2 separate regions of the Homo sapiens genome follow, and region 2 is linked to region 1. Evidence: chromatin loops called from intact Hi-C (ENCODE). Cell type or tissue: heart right ventricle. All regions are shown on one strand.

Region 1 (8,000 bases):
AGCATGCCAAACAAGAGGAACAGACAGGGCCAAGGTCCCCAGGTGGGGAAGGGACTGGCATGCTTGAGAGCAGAAAGAAGACCCAGGCGGCTGGTTAAATAATGAATGAGGAGAAGCGGGGTGGGGGAATGAGGATGAAGAGGCATGCTTACACGTTTTTACAAAAGGGCAGCTTTTGACTTGCTGAAGCAAATGAAATGCTTCCATTAAATCCCCGCTTGGTGGTGTAGACGGGCTGCCACCACCTCTCTGAAGTGACTGAAAACAACAGGGAGGGGACTGAGGGGATGCGACCAGCATCCTAGAAGAGCAACTTCAGACTCCCTCCTTCAACTCCAGCAGCCACAGTTGCTTAGATACCCTTGTAGTTCAGGTCTCCTGAGGTCTCCACATGGCTTCCAGCTGCCTTTCTAGCACGTGAAGATCCTACCCTATCATCCTCTGCCATTTAAGGCGAGAGGCAGATTCACTGTGATCTGGGTAAATACCATTTCCAAAAAGGAAACCGGCACCCAAACCTCCCATCTTTTTATAAATTCTCCTGCACAGACGGTATAGTCTCAAAGGACGTAGGAGCCAAACTTGGGGAAAAAAAATTTTCTCCCCTATTTAGAAAGTTCTAAATAATCTGACACAACATTCAGCTAGTGGGGGTGTGAGAAAGTGGGAAGGAGGACTTTAAGGCCAAAGTCACATGAAATAAAGAGAAAAATGAAAAATGTAAGCTTTTGCCCTTTTGTGAGGACTTCTCTAATTCTCGTGGTATTTCAGATTTCCCTCAATCAAATCATTCACTCCTTCAGTTTGTAGGTAACAGACATTTCCCTTCCTTATTAACAAGATGCAGGTAGTTAGCAACATAATAGAAGCAAGAACTTTGTATTGCTTGGTGTGTCTGGGTCACATACTATTTTTAATTCCTGTCTCCTAACACCTGGGGGGGAAAATTAAGTTCAACAGTTCCTTACACAGGAAAAAAAAGAAATGAGCATTTCTCCCTCACTAACAGGCAGCACTTCCAAATAAAACCTGTCAGGCTTAAGAGCAAGATGGACTCGGAGTGGCTTTCTCCTCATTACTTGTCTCCCAACAGGTCTATTAAATGATCGGAATGCCCAGGGTTGGTACATTTAAATTTCATTTCAAATTAAAATCCCAACAGAAGTCACGTCTTGCAAAGTAGGTCTTAAAAATACTTCTATGCTGGACACATGAGACCTGCAGGGGAAGGAAAAGCAGAGAGTGGATGCAGGTGGCAGTACCTAGTGAACTAAAAGCTCTTGAAGTCTCCATTAGGGCCCTCACACAGGGCTCTGGTGAAGGGTGATAACAAGGAAGGGACCAGGCCACACAGCAGGGGAACTGAGAGCAAGGACAACGCTTATCCTGCAAGAGCAAGCTAACCTTGCTGCCTGCTCCGGCCTCTCCTTTATTTCAAGCCGTTACCACAAAATGGGCAAGCGGCTTCCCTTGCAGAAAATCCCCCATCATGAAAAGCATCGCATAAATTCCATTCTCACTTAACGATCTGTATATGAATTAGAGAATGTGGGTTTTGTTTTTGTTTTTTGTTTTCCTCTCTAGATGTTTGTAATCCTGCCTTTAAAACACCAGGGGATGGCATCCGATACAGAGTTGCTGCTTTCTACAACAGCACCCCCACAGTGCTCTTTTAAACACACTAACCCCTGGGGTAAGGAAAAAAAATTATGAGGAAAAGTGTTCCCTGGCTTCTTAGTCTCTAATAAGTACTGTGTGGTGCTGCTTCACTGGGATCAACTGGTTTCAACTTTCTATTCTCAGTGGCATCTACAGCAGGCTTGAGGCAGAACAGTTGACCAAAGGAATCGTGAGTGCAGCTGGAGTCCTGGGAAGTCCGCGGCAAAAGTATTGGCAGTGGTTGATCAAGTGGCACCTGCTGTTAAATGAACAAATTCCCCATTTCCAGACCTAATCACAAATTGGCAAGTGCACTTTATAATCCAATGCCCTTCAAAATCCCAAACCTCCGGGCAGGAGAAGGAAAGTGACGTTCAGTGAGAGACATAATGTCTGACATCAACTCCACCATGTTACAAGCAATAGCCAGATGCTTCACAGAAAGCAAGCACTTTCTTAAACGGATGATTTTCTTTTGTATATTTATTCACTGTCTTGCTCCAAAAATGATTCAAGGCAACTTTAAAAAATATATTCGCAGGCCGGGAGCAGTGGCTCATGCCTGTAATCCCAGCACTTTGGGAGGCCAAGGCAGGCAGTACACCTGAGGTCGGGAGTTCAAGACCAACTTGGCCAACATGGAGAAACCCCATCTCTACTAAAAATACAAAATTAGCCAGACATGGTGGCACATGCCTGTAATCCCAACTACTCAGGAGACTGAGGCAGGAGAATCGCTTGAACCCGGGAGGCGGAGGTTGCGGTGAGCTGAGATCGTGCCATTGCACTCCAGCCTGGGCAACAGAGCGAAACTCCGTCTCTCTCTCTCTTTCTCTCTCTCTCTCTCTCCCTCTCTCTCTCTCTTTCTCTCTCTCTCTCTCCCTCCCTCTCCCTCTCTCTCTCTCTCTCTCTCTATATATATATATATATGTATGTATGTATTAAGATGCACCTGATATGGATTAAGATTGTCCTTGTTAGACAAACCGCAAGAATAGCTCAGATTAACCAACAGACACTTCTCAAGCTTTTACCCCTCAAGCATTTGAGTTTAAAACTTCAAGAATAAATTAAATTCTCCATAAGATTTTTAAACTCCATCATATCATTGAGAATAAAACTGTTAAATGTGCACACTGTGTTCACCGCAGCATTATTCACAATAGCCAAGATGTGGAAGCAACCTAAATGTCCATCTATGCATGAATGGATAAACAAAATGTGGCGTATGCAGACAATATTATTCAGCCTTAAAAAAGGAGGAAATCCTGCCATATGTAACGTGGATGAAACTTGAAGACGTTAAGTGAAATAAGCCAGTCACAAAAAAGATACTGCATGATTCCACTTATATGGGGTATCCAAAGCAGTAAAACTCTTAGAAGTAGAAAATATAATGTGGTTGCCAAGCACCGGGAGGAGGTGGTAACAGGTAGTTGTTGTTCAATGGATATAGAATTTCAGTTTTGCAAGATGAAAAAGTTCTAGGGATCTGTTGCATAATGGACTGCATATAGTTAACACTGCTGTACTGTACACTTAAAAATGGTTAAAATGCTAAATTTTATGTTTTGTTTTGTTTTGAGAGTCTTGCTCTGTCTCCCAGGCAGGAGGGCAGTGGCAGAATCTTGGCTCACTGCAACCTCTGCTTTCCAGGTTCAAGCAATGCTCTTGCCTCCGCCTCCCAAGTAGCTGGGATTACAGGCGCGCGCCACCATGCCTGGCTAATTTTTGTACTTTAAGTAGAGACAGGATTTCACCATGTTGGCCAGGCTGGTCTCGAACTCCTGACCTTAGGTGATCTGCTCTCCTAGACTTCCAAAGTGCTGGAATTATAGGCATGAACCACTGTGCCTGGCCAGTAAATTTTATGTTACATGTTTTTTACCACATTAATTTTTTTTAAAGTGTTAAGTGTGGTGAAAGGCAGATTTCAGTGAGGATGTCGACCTCTAGAAGCAGACTTTCCAGAGTCTTGGAAGTAATATTTCTGGGTTACTTTAGGCTACTCAGACCATGTTTAGAGTATTCTGTCTTATTTTGGACACAACGGCCTTGGACCATGGCTGGAGGACATGTCAGTCTTGGCTATGCCTTCTAGTGTAACATAGAACAAGTATACTCTGCCATGACATGAGATTCCTTCGAAGAGTTTCACCTGACAAATATTAATTGAGAATCCCAGGAAGTGCACTAGATGCTAGAAAGCAGCTATCATGAACTTCAGCTTCAAAAAGGCAGTGAACCTGAGCAGAACTCTTATTTGGGTGTTTCTATCTCCAAACGTTCTTGATGGCCTTAGCCACAAGATGGCGCATGTAGACCATTTCCACACTTGCGGCTCAGGCCAGTTGATTCTTGCGGGGGCATAGGTTCCCAAGCACTTATGTAGGGTATTCTTCCCTGGGCTTCTGTTTTGTTACCTTCTCAATGAGTGATGTCTGAGAAGCTTGGTTTGGTTAGAAATAATATAATATCCTGCTTATCTCCTTTGAACAAGTACTCAAAGGTGGATATTAACAATAACACACTTGCTATACCTAATAATATAACAAGACTCTCCTTTGAATATGAATCAGGGAAGTGCTTCTGTGGCAATCTATATCCCGTCAATTTACAAACTGAGTGATTGCAAGAATAAATAAATCCTGCTTTGGCCCAAATGTCAATCTTTGCTAAAGAAATATGTCTGTGGACATTACAGAGGAATCGTGCCGTTCTTAAATCTACTTACACCCTGCTTCTGCAAATGCTTACGTATCTGACTTGTTTTAAGGTATTTCAAAGCCAAAAGAGAGGCAAGAAATAAATGCTCACACATTTTGAAGTATTCCATGAACAACTGAATAATGTGACCTTCTGACTCCCAGTGAGCCTAAATTTTTCTCATTCTTCTTGCTTAGACCAAAAGCACATATCCCCTCTCAGGTGAAGGCACAGCATTTAGGATGACACTCTTCTTTTCCTAAGGATGGGAGGGAGAGAAAGAAATGCTCTAGGGAGACATGGCCTCCCTCTGAGACCTAAAGGGAGGAGGGAAGATTTTTCTTCTCCCATTTGGTCAAAAGTCAGCCAGGGGAGCCACCGTGAGCCAAGACCTCAGCAGGCCTGCAGCACTGCTGCTCCCCCCTCATCCTTGGAGCTGCTCACCAACTGCTACAGCAGGGAGCTGGCCGGGCCCCAGCCTGCAGTGAACACAGAGCCAGGCTGCAACAGCTGGATGCAGAAGGGAACCACCCCCAAGGAGGCCGTGACAAAACGCAGGGCCCAGGGAATCTTCAGCATTCATCTGGCCAGGAAAACTGGGGAGGATCAGAGGGCCCCCAAAGAAATGCATGTCAGGAACCTACTGGGATCTACCATGCTGTATTTGGAGGCAGGAGGTGGGGGTAGCTTTCATAAATCCTGCCAATGGCAAAGTTCCTAAATTCTTCAAAGCATCAAGGATGCTGGCCTGCAATGGGAATGCAGAACAAAAAGTCTTGTAAAGTAAGGGGTTGGTGAGCTTGTAATTCTGGGGTTTGGTAACTCTCACACCAGAGTGTGCACAAGTTGCTGAGAACCACGCAACAGCCCTCCCCGGCCTTTTCCAAGTTCTGCTGCTTGCCTTTGGCCTAATGAGCCAAATTCAGACTGTATATCCCCAATGCAGCTTCTACTGACAGACAAGGGTTTGGCAAGAAGCTGGAATGCAGCTTGATTGCAGATAATGAATGTGTTCAGCAGAGATGATGAGCACCTGGGACACAGGCTTCTACCTCAGCACCGAGTCTGGCTGGGAGATGGAAGAGGATAGGTGTGCGTGAGCAGCTGGAGGCACAGAAGAGGAAAGGCCCACTACTCTGCTGCAGCCTGCTGGCTCGTATAACAGCTCATTAACAGCAGAGGCTGAGACTTCCTTTTCCTCTTTCCACAAAAGACATGGCAATAAAAGCAGGACAGGCTGCAAACTCAGCCATTTTCAAAGACTCATGGCATGTGAGATTGGGAGGAGGGTGACCAGCTGTGGCCACACAGATGGGGACAGAGGCCCTGACTGGTGCTAGGACACGTTAGTGGTGGAGAGGGACAGTTCCCTCAGGCCTTCCACCTCCCAGCCCAGGACACTCTGGACAGGAAATCTCCCCCTCTCTTCCCAGCCCTGTATGTCCCCACCCCAAGAGGGTGTGACACTTCCTCATGTTCCCTGCTGGCCCATTGGCTAGAGCTCTGGACGGATATAGAGGAAAGATAATACAGTAATTCAGAACTGAGGTCATTGCTTGCTTAGTTAATATAGGGATAATTAAACAGCATTTAAAGAAAATGGTTTAGCTGTATAAGCAAACATTTCCTTGTATTTAAAAAAAAGCAAGAAACATAGTTTTCTGAGGTCTCTACTTAAGAATCTTATTATTGGGCCGAGCGCGGTGGCTCACACCTGTAATCCCAGCACTCTGGGAGGCCGAGGCCGATGGATCACGAGGTCAGGAGTTCAAGACCAGACTGGCCAAGATGGTGAAACCCCATCTCTACTAAAAATACAAAAATTAGCCAGGTGTGGTGGTGGGTGCCTGTAATCCTAGCTACTCGGGAGGCTGAGGCAGAGAACTGCTTGAACCCGGGAGGCGGAGGTTGCAGTGAGCTGAGATCTCGACACTGCACTCCAGCCTGGGCGACAGAGCAAGACTCTGTCTCAAAAAAAAAAAAAAGAATCTTACTATTCCCTCAATGCTGAACCCAAACCTTCCCCTGACCAGTCTTTTGGAGGAAGCCTACACTTCTCCTACTCTGTTCACTTGCCAAGCAGCATATGGAGCCCTAGAATATTCTTGTTTTCATATAGGTTTTATCTTACATTTCCAACTACATTATTTGTTCTATGAGGATAAGAGCCTTGTTATATGCTCTATGTCTTAATGAAAACATCTGATAAAACATGAGTGATCACTCTGTGCATGGCAGGCAGGCAAGGCAAGGGAGTAGGGTGGGACCAAGCACTGATCACAGAAATGCAGGTATTCCTTCCAACCCTGGAAAAGTAGAGCGAAGCTCAGGGAAAACTACGTAAGTCCTCAGAAACATAGTCGAAGGCATGAAGTAAGCACTGAAGCAGACCATATGGAAAATAACATCTATTTTTCAAAAGAATTTAAAATAGAGAATGCAGAAAAAAAGAAGAAGTTTATGGCAATATGATTCTTGTGTACACCGAAGACATAATTTGTTGACAAAGATTAAAGTCACTTAATGGTCTTAAGGCAATGAGTATACTTTATATCCAAAAAGAATAAGAATTTTAATTCCACCTTCTATTTCTACAAAAATTGTACTGGCTGATAAGTGATGGCCCCCAGTTTTCATTGCGGCTAAATGGGAATGTCTCATTTATGGGCTATTCTGAATAAATTAGCTGGGAGTTTTTTTAAGTATCAAAAATACCAAGAGGTCTAACCCATATACTAGTTAAAAAGTAGAATTTTATACATCTGCTGAATCTGAAGGCTCATGATTCTCCTATCTCACAGTATTTAACTCCTACATTTTATAAAGAATTCAATGACATCTAGAATCTTTAAATTTATAAATATCTATCATTAAATCTGGCTCAGATAATAATTGAACCAAAGCATATAATGCCATGTCTATTCATGCCCTCACATTTCACTGATACTTTCTTCAGCTAATTAATTTTATTTATCTATTTGTATTATTTTATTTTATTTATTCATTTATTTTTTTGAGACACAGTCTTGCTCTGTCACCCAGGCTGGAGTGCAGTGGCACATTCTCGGCTCACTGCAACCTCCGCCCCCTGGGTTCAAGTGATTCTACTGCCTCAGCTTCCTGAGTAACTGGAATTACAGGCGCACACCACCATGCCCAGCTAATTTTTGTATTTTTAGTAGAGACGAGGTTTCACCATGTTGACCAGGCTGGTTTGAACTCCTGACCTCAGGTGATACACTCGCCTCGGCCTCCCAAAGTGCTAGGATTACAGGCGTGAGCCACCGTTTCCAGCCAGCTAATTAAATTTAAAAAGAAGTTTTCAAGATTAGCAAAACCTTTACAACTCATCTAACAATGTAGTCCTTTGTTCACATCTAAATGCATATGCTGCCGGTGCCAAATGATGGTGATTAACCCCTGGCTGATATTTTCTGTGAAACAAATTGGTATTTTCAAGACAATTTCCTAGTGAGAAAATGTCCACATAAACAAAATTGCATTTTGATCAAATCCCCATGTTGGTCATCTTGGCAAAGCCCTCAAAGACCATGGCAAAACAGCCACGACTGCATCGCCTGACCTCAGCCTTTTGGGCCCTTTGGGAGCAGACTCCCCACACTCCATGGGAGAAA
Region 2 (8,000 bases), 1.5 Mb after region 1:
AGCATACAGACAGAATGTTCTCCCTCTGCCCACCCACTCCTCCCCATCCTGTTTCCTCTGTCCTTCTCCAGGAAATCCAGAAGATGTTTATTGCTTCCCACCCAAGACCCCTAAGGGTTTTTAAGTGTTTTGGTTGGGAAGATGCTGAGAATCACCCTAAGATCCATTAACCTTTCTGTTTTTCTGGTCCATCTCCAGGTTTGGATGTTGGGGGAGGGAGGGATATTGTAGCCCAAATTGGTTCACTGTCTTTTCTCCACTGGCAGTATTAGAGGGGTTTAAACCCTTCAGTGACTTTCTTTAAGATACATCCTAAAGTGTAAATCACTTGATAGGTCATAGAAACCATAACCCTGATCTGGTCCCTCTTTTTCCCAGCCCGATGACCCCACCTCTCTGCCGTAGCTCCCTCTGCTCCTGCAGCAAATAGTCCTTTGCCGCTCATTGAACACATGCTGTTATTTCAAGCTTCTGTGCTTTGCACTTTCAAGTCCCTTTGCTCTGAAAACCTTCTGGCTTTATCTGCGAAATTCCTAGAATATGTTTACCCATTCTCCCACCATCAGCAAGCACTGAACAATCTTGATCATTTATTCAGGAGACAAATATTTGCCAAGCAACAACCATGTACCAAATCCTGAGAAATAAACTAAGGCAGCATCGGTGAGCAAGGTAGCCCGTGCCTTCTTAAAACTTCTACTGAGAAAGACAGCTTGGCGATTGACATGCAGTTATAATAAATTTAATAGCTAGACGATTAAGTATATGATCCTATGGGACCACTTAGTGGTGGTACCCAGTGCAGTTTACGGGAAGTAGGGAAGGCTTCCTGTACTAAATAACCTCTCATGGGTTAAGTTATGCAGAAAAAATGATCCAGAAGGTGTTCCCTGCTAAGAGAATGTTATATGTTGAAAGACACTAAGGTGAAAAAAAAAGTATGTGAGGAATTAAAGGATTCTCTTTGGCTGGAATATATGTTGGAAGAGTGGCAAGAGGCTGGATAGATTAGGTGCCAGCTCCACTATGGCTGCTGTTAGACGTGATAATATCTTACCAAAGGGCCATGACAGCAACTGAATGTTTAAATTTATTTTTGAGAAATCATTCTGCCTATTGCATACAAGAAGAACCGTAGGGGCAACTGTAAGACAAAGACCAGTTATGAAACTGTTGCATTTAATTCAAATAAATGATATGACTTGGATTAGAGTAGTTGAGGGCAAAGTTCTCATTATTCTATGCCACTTTGATCTACCATTATTGTACTTATTGCACAGTATTTTAATTATTTATTTATCAATATGTCTTCAAAAGTAGGCCTGAACTGTTTAATATAGCTAATATCCTTTTTGGAGTATGGATTCTCAGTGCCTGATAGTGCCAAAGTCCTCAGTAAACAAACACCTGTAGAATGAATGAGCGAATTATCTTACTGGATGATTAATTTGGCAGGATTGATTAAGGAGGTGGAGAGTTTGAAGGCAGGGAACTGACCAATTAGGAGTTAGGAGACTTTGCAACAGCTAGGAATGGGAGAGGATGTGTTAGATTTTGATAGGAATAAAGAAATGTCATTTATAGTAATAGGTTAAAAAGAGAAGTAGAAATAGAGTTTTGGGGAGATTACAAGTTAGGTGGTAGGAAGAGAGGGAATTTCCTGTCTGGTTTCTTCTGTTTCCTTAATGAAATATGAGAAAAAGGGCATGTGATGGAGGATGGGAGGATAGAGAATAATTGAAGTGAGAGAGGATGTGAAATGGCAATTTTATAGAGGGAGAAAGGGAAAATTCTCCCTAGGAAATTGTAGTAGCATCATGTGCTGAGTCCCATTTTTGTTTGACAAATAGTTAAATAATTGAAATAATTAAGCATGAATTCCATTTTTAAAAACTCAGATCTATAGGATATCAAAAAAGATCAGGTTCAGGGCCAAAAGATATGCTTTTATACTTCCTTTACTCCTTCCCACTTCTCTTTACACAGTATTCAAGTGCTCTCTTATCCTCCCCACAAATAACTTACTCTCTTGTAGGGTTTAGTTTTTCCTTACCTTCCACCTCCTTCTCCACTCTTTATTTTTTAATTAGTAACTATTTTTTCCTCTGAGTTCTTAGTATGTGTGTCCCACTATGGCCAGTCTTCTCTGCTCAGAATTTGGTTCCAGGTGAGAGGCTCAGAGTCTGGGAAAGAAAATCTGTGGGGTTTGCTATTGCAAGGGACTAGTGGTAGTAGGTGGGTTAGTCTATGGACATTCCCACCTTCATTTTTATCATGTCATAAAAAATAGTACATATACTCTCCCTGCCTTTTAGAACAGTAGGTCTCAACCATGAAACTGTATATGCTTACCTCTATGGCTTTTAAAATATTCAGTGGCTTCTTCAGGAATTCAGATTCAATAGACCCTGAGTGTTTTCAAAAGCCCAGGGGGTGAAACTAATACGTGCTCTGAGTTAAGAATTACTTTTCTTACTCGATAAAAGGAACCAGAGCTTCTAGGAGAAGTGATTGACTTCAGCGCTGGGACAAGAAAATATAGTATGAGGTTTGAAACCCTTTATGGTGCCAGAAAGCAGAGAAATGTTCAGAAGAGAGAGGTTTGTCAGAGAAACACAAGAGACAAACCTGAAGGAACTAATGGCCAACACTGGAACAATTCGAGTCAGAAAATATTGATAGTATTGAATTTTACCCATGGAATCAAGCAAATTTCCATGAGTCCTTACTACTATAAATGAATAATTGAATAAGTAAATGGGAGCTACAGATAGCTCTTCCTCACAGTAGAATTTCCATTAATGTAGAAGGAAAAGGGAAATAGAGAATCACCATTAGGCAGACATCATAGTAACACATATTGTAGATAAATATCCACCAATGTGTGCTAAAATCAGTTGGCAAAAGTTTGAAGAGAAAGAGGATGTATATAGTTTCAAGGTATCTCCCCTAGGATGCTCATCAACTACAGAGAAGAAAATAGTAAATTTGCAGTGGAATAACCAAATACACAGTGACTGAAGTGACCAAGGTAAACATCCCCAATAAGAAGACATATCAATAGCATGAAACACTTGATATGATGCACTGAGCAGGACACAACATGATTTAAAAAATGATTCGTGCCAGAAATGAGTATCATCTTTATGGTGCTGAGAAAACATGGTAGCTCAGGACAGTCACACATTTTCTTCTTCCTGGATATACTGCCCTCAACTCCAGACCCCTGTCCAATACACACACCCTGGCCCTTCCTTTGGTAGGTTCTTATTTTTTCAGTGTTCTTCCAATGACTTCAGACATGTTATCTGACCAATCCAAATATGTTCTTCTATTGTTTTTCTCATAGTTCTTTCTTCGTAGCCCTTATCATAATGAAAGTCACACACAATCTGTCTCCTTGTTTAGTGCTGTACTGCATGCTCTTTGATGGGAAGGACCATGTATATTTGTTCATCCAGGATACTTGATACCTGACATGGTTTCTGAAATGCGTATGGAGACTATAAAGATTTTATAAAAATGAGAATGAATAAGTGGAGAAACAAACAGAAGAAAAATCCTGTTTCTGAAGTAGAAATCCAAAATATACTAAGAAAACAAAGTCACAAGACATGGGCTTGAATCATGTCTGTTACTGACTTTATGTGACTAGGCAAGTATATTTTAAACCTCTTTGTATTCTAGGTACTGCTAAATTTATAAAGTAAAGGGTTTGTATGAGTTCTTAGTATTGGAGAAAGATTATTATTTTAAATTATAAAATTGTTATTTGAGTTCAATAACTAAAACTAGAAGTTACTGAACTAGAATAACTATAAATATCTATTAGATGGTGAAATATCTGGTATCTGGTTCTATAAATGTTTAGTGGGTTCCTAGAACAATAATTAACTTCTCTGAGCCTTTTCTTATCAGTCCCAGAGATGGAAAATGGGTTTCATATGAATTGAGAGCTCTACTGAAAAGGCTAAGAGCCTTGCATTGACTCAGCACAATACAGTACTGTAATTGGGTACTGTGATTTCTGACTTGGGCACAAAAGGGTGCATAAGACATATGCTAGCCAGATCATTTCCATCCTTGGAACAAATGACTTACTATATTCTTTAAATTTCTGCTAATTATGTCATTCTATATATGTTAAATTGTTGCTAAGCCATAGACTAAGAAGTTAATGGGTAAGTCTATTGTGTCCAAGGCTCCTAGGACTTTTAGAAACCCCTTTAGCTTAACTTTACTACAAATTGCTGCTATTTCACACGTCCAAACAGGATTCTGTTGATAAACTGTAAAATCGATATTTTCCATTTAAACGGCTTGATTTAATAATTCACAGGGTTGATAATGTTTATTACAAATTTTGATTGTTGATATTGTTAGCAGAGTTAATCTATCAATCCTGCAGGTCTAACAATTTCCTTTGAGTTCTGTGCTGAAATGAAAACAACTGGGCACAGCATGCCATAACACACCAAGTTAAAAGGATCAGGAAGAGTCTAAATAGGAAATTACAGTCAACAGGATAGTACAAGTATTCTTAGATTTCCAATTGGCTAACAATGATGGATTGCAGCGCCACCTGCTGGTCAGAAGCATTGTCTTTTTTTTCTTTTTAACTGTTTTATGATTTTGTTGCCCTTTCATGGGCTTTTTGCTTGTATGTCATCTATAAATGTAGGGTTTATTTAGATAAAGTTTCTTCTTCAATCAGTTGACAAATCAAGCCATTCTGTTGCTAGCTCACTTTTGCTATAAAAGATAGAGCAATAGGCTTCAATGGGAAATATTTCTTGTGATTAAAAATTCTCAACCTTATTTTTTCTCCTATTTTGTATTACAAATAGAATCCCCCTGTAAGAAGCTAAAGTTAGAGGAGTCACAAAAATGGAGTGACAAGGCACCATTGGAATCCATTACATTTTATTCCTTTGGGTTTGTTTTAGCACTTCAAGTTTAGTATTATTTCTTAGGTAAATCCAGAATATCTGGAGTGTTCTGGACATGTCACAAATTATGGCTAGCAACCCAGCAGCATATAATGTGGCCTGAAGATCTTCGTTTTCTTAGAGTCTGACTGCTTTGATTGGCTATTACTAACTGCAGATGTGGTCCATCTTTAATCTCTCTCCCTGTAGGGCTGGCAGCAAAGGCACCAGATGCTAAATTAAACTATTAAACATATGATGATGTTAATATGAGCCAGACATCTTCCTGTCTTACTAGAAAAAAAATTTACTCATTTAAAAATAATATTTAACAACATATTTGAGTTATTTATTTTAATGATCTTTGCACATATAATTTTTATTTCAGGCAGTAAGGTACCTTAAGGAATGGATAATTGTTGCATCTGTTTCTCCAGAGGTCATAAAAATAATACAAACACTAAGCAATTCAGGCTAGTGTAGATCCTAATTGGTTGGGAAGGTTAGCAGCTAAATTTTGTGATCTCAGGGCATCATTTGAGGTTCATAATTCTTCAAAATTTTCTGGTGACCAAAGAACACAGATATCTTTTCAAGCTTAGTTTGGGCTTTCAAAATTTTATGAATTGTTGGCTTCATTGAGAATCTAAAGATTTATTCAAAAATGCAATCTGAAGAAATCAGAACTCAGTCTGACCTCAGGAATGCTTCATTTCTTTATTTCTTTATTTTCTGGTCAGAAAAGGAGAACTCATCAGAGGTTCCCATGGAAGAGTTTTATCTTAATGCTCGAAAAATAAAAGTAAATGCTGAGAGGTTGGCGCATTGGCACCTAACATTTTCCTGCTATTGACTGCCCTACTGCTTTTCATTTCTCTTATAATTTATTTCAAAGACATTTTCTCTTCTATTTTGATTATTCCCAAAGTGATTTTAGAACCCTTTTAGTGGTACATTATTATCTTCATAAATTATTAGAATATAATAATCAAATCTGAATAATTTCCTTTCCGTAGACAAAAGTACATGAACAGAAGAGACCATGAGATATGTAAATCATAAATAGGTTATTTTGTTGATGAATATGAGCTCATGGAGATAATTGAATAGAGATTTCTTTTAAATTGCACATTTTATTAGTGAATGTTTATACATTCCCTATAGCTCCCAAAATTCCTTTTGGTGCATGACAGATTTAATTTTAACCCTATTTTATACTTTTAAAACATGTTATTATTTTACTTTAAAGGAAGACAGTGATGTTTAGGAAGTACACCTGAAAGCGCCATATAAAGTATCCTTGTAAGTTATATTTGTTCTATGTTACAGATGTTTTAAAGCATAGTCCTTCTTCTGAAGAGCTCCAAACATTCTTTTAACTCATTCTAATTTTTCATTAGTGTTTTCATTCTAATTAATTTACACAGGACCACTATGGTAGTGGATGATAAATACCATTAGGTTTTTTTTTTTCCTAATGGAAAAGCTTTACCATAAAGTTTTAAGTTGCTTGCCTAAGTTCTTATTGTCCAAAAACATAAACTACATCAAATTTTTAAAAGACTATTTTTGAGTAGTTTTAGGTTCAGGGCAAAATTAAGAGGGAAGTACAGAGATATCTCATATATCCCTTCCGTCTACACATGCACAGCCTTTCTCATTATCAACATCCCGTACCAGAGTGGTACATGTTATAATTGACGAACCCACAATGACACATCATTATCACCCAAAGTCCATAGTTTACATCAGGCTACATTCTTGGTGTTGTACCATCCTGTGGATTTTGACAAAGGCATAATGACATGTACCCACTACTATAGTATCATACAGAGTATTTTCATGGCCCTCAAAATCATCCGTATTCTGCCTATTTGTTCCTCTCTCCCTCTACTCCTGGCAATCGCTGATCTTTTTTGGTCTCCATAGTTTTACCTTTCCTAGAATGTCATATAGTTGGAATTATATAGTATGTAGCCTTTTCAAATTGATCTCTTTCCCTTAGTAATATGCATTTTATGGTCCTCTGTGTCTTTTCATGGCTTGACAGCTCAGCTCATTTCTTTTTAGTGCTGAATAATATTCCATTGTCTGGGTGTACCACAGTTTGACCATTTGCCAACTGAATGATATCTTAGTTGCTTCAAAATTTTGGAAATTATGAACTAAACTCCTATAAACATCTGTATGCATTTTTTTGTATGAATATAAATTTTCAGCTTCACTAGCTAAATAAAAGAGGAGCACATCATGCCTGTAATCCCAGCTCTTTGGGAGGCCGTGGTGGGCAGATCGCTAGCTCAGGAGTTTGAGACCAGCCTGGCCAACATGGTGAAAGCCTGTCTCTACTAAAAATACAAAAAATTAGTCAGGTGTGGTGGCACGTGCCTGTAGCCCAGCTACTCAGGAGGCTGAGGTGGGAGAATCGTTTGAACCTGGGAGGTGGAGGTCGCAGTGAGCCCAGATCGCGCCATTGCACTCCAGCCTGGGCGACAGAGTGAGGCTCTGTCTCAAGGAGAAAAAAATAAAGAGAGAGAGAGAGTGGCACAATAAGTGAGAGTGTGAGAAGTGAGGCACAAAACTAAACTTACTCATATGCTAAGAGTAAGTTTAGTTTTGTAAGAAACCAGTGTACTGTCTTCCAAAGTAGCTTTACTATTTGCATTCTTACCTGCACTGAATGAGAGTTCCTGTTGTTTCTGTTGGTGGTGGTGTTTTCATTCTGGATTTTGACCATCCTAAAAGGAGTATAGTGGTATCTTGTTGTTTTAAATTTGCATTTCCCTGAAGACATATGTGGAGCATCTTTTCAGGTACTTATTTTCCATGTGTACATCTTCTTTCGTGTGGTGCCTATTGAGATATTTGGCCCCCTTTTTAATTGGATGTTTTCTTATTTTTGAATTTTAAGAGTTCTTTGTGTATTTTGGATAACGGTGCTTTAATAGATATGTCTTTTCCAAATATTTTCTCCCAATCTGTGGCTTTTTGATTCTCTTCATAGTGTCTTTTGCAGAACAAAAGTTTGTAGTTTTAATGAAGTCCAATTTATCAATTCCTTCTTTCATGGAT

The links. A loop is a pair of places that touch in the nucleus more often than their neighbours do. Peaks named below come from ENCODE experiments on the same cell type or tissue, not always from the same donor. Only the 100,000 strongest peaks of a DNase experiment are listed, where the experiment ranks them.
Region 2: a loop joins it to region 1, with 7 times the contacts of the local background. A loop is called at or near these places in 25 of 110 quality-filtered maps.

Annotation. Positions count from the first base shown.
Region 1 is chr2:152,033,080-152,041,079 of GRCh38, forward strand. All of the region lies in intron 2 of CACNB4 (calcium voltage-gated channel auxiliary subunit beta 4), which reads right to left. Among named protein-coding and RNA genes, the nearest start is that of CACNB4, 62 kb to the right of the region's middle. RefSeq lists an enhancer at 1,251-1,826. In heart right ventricle, a CTCF peak has its summit at 3,963 (motif pointing right); DNase peaks (open chromatin) are centred at 3,982, 4,852 and 5,752; H3K27ac peaks cover 2,169 bases.
Region 2 is chr2:153,514,893-153,522,892 of GRCh38, forward strand. It overlaps a transcript of GALNT13 not described here. Among named protein-coding and RNA genes, the nearest start is that of RPRM, 40 kb to the left of the region's middle. In heart right ventricle, a CTCF peak has its summit at 4,588 (motif pointing left); a DNase peak (open chromatin) is centred at 4,585.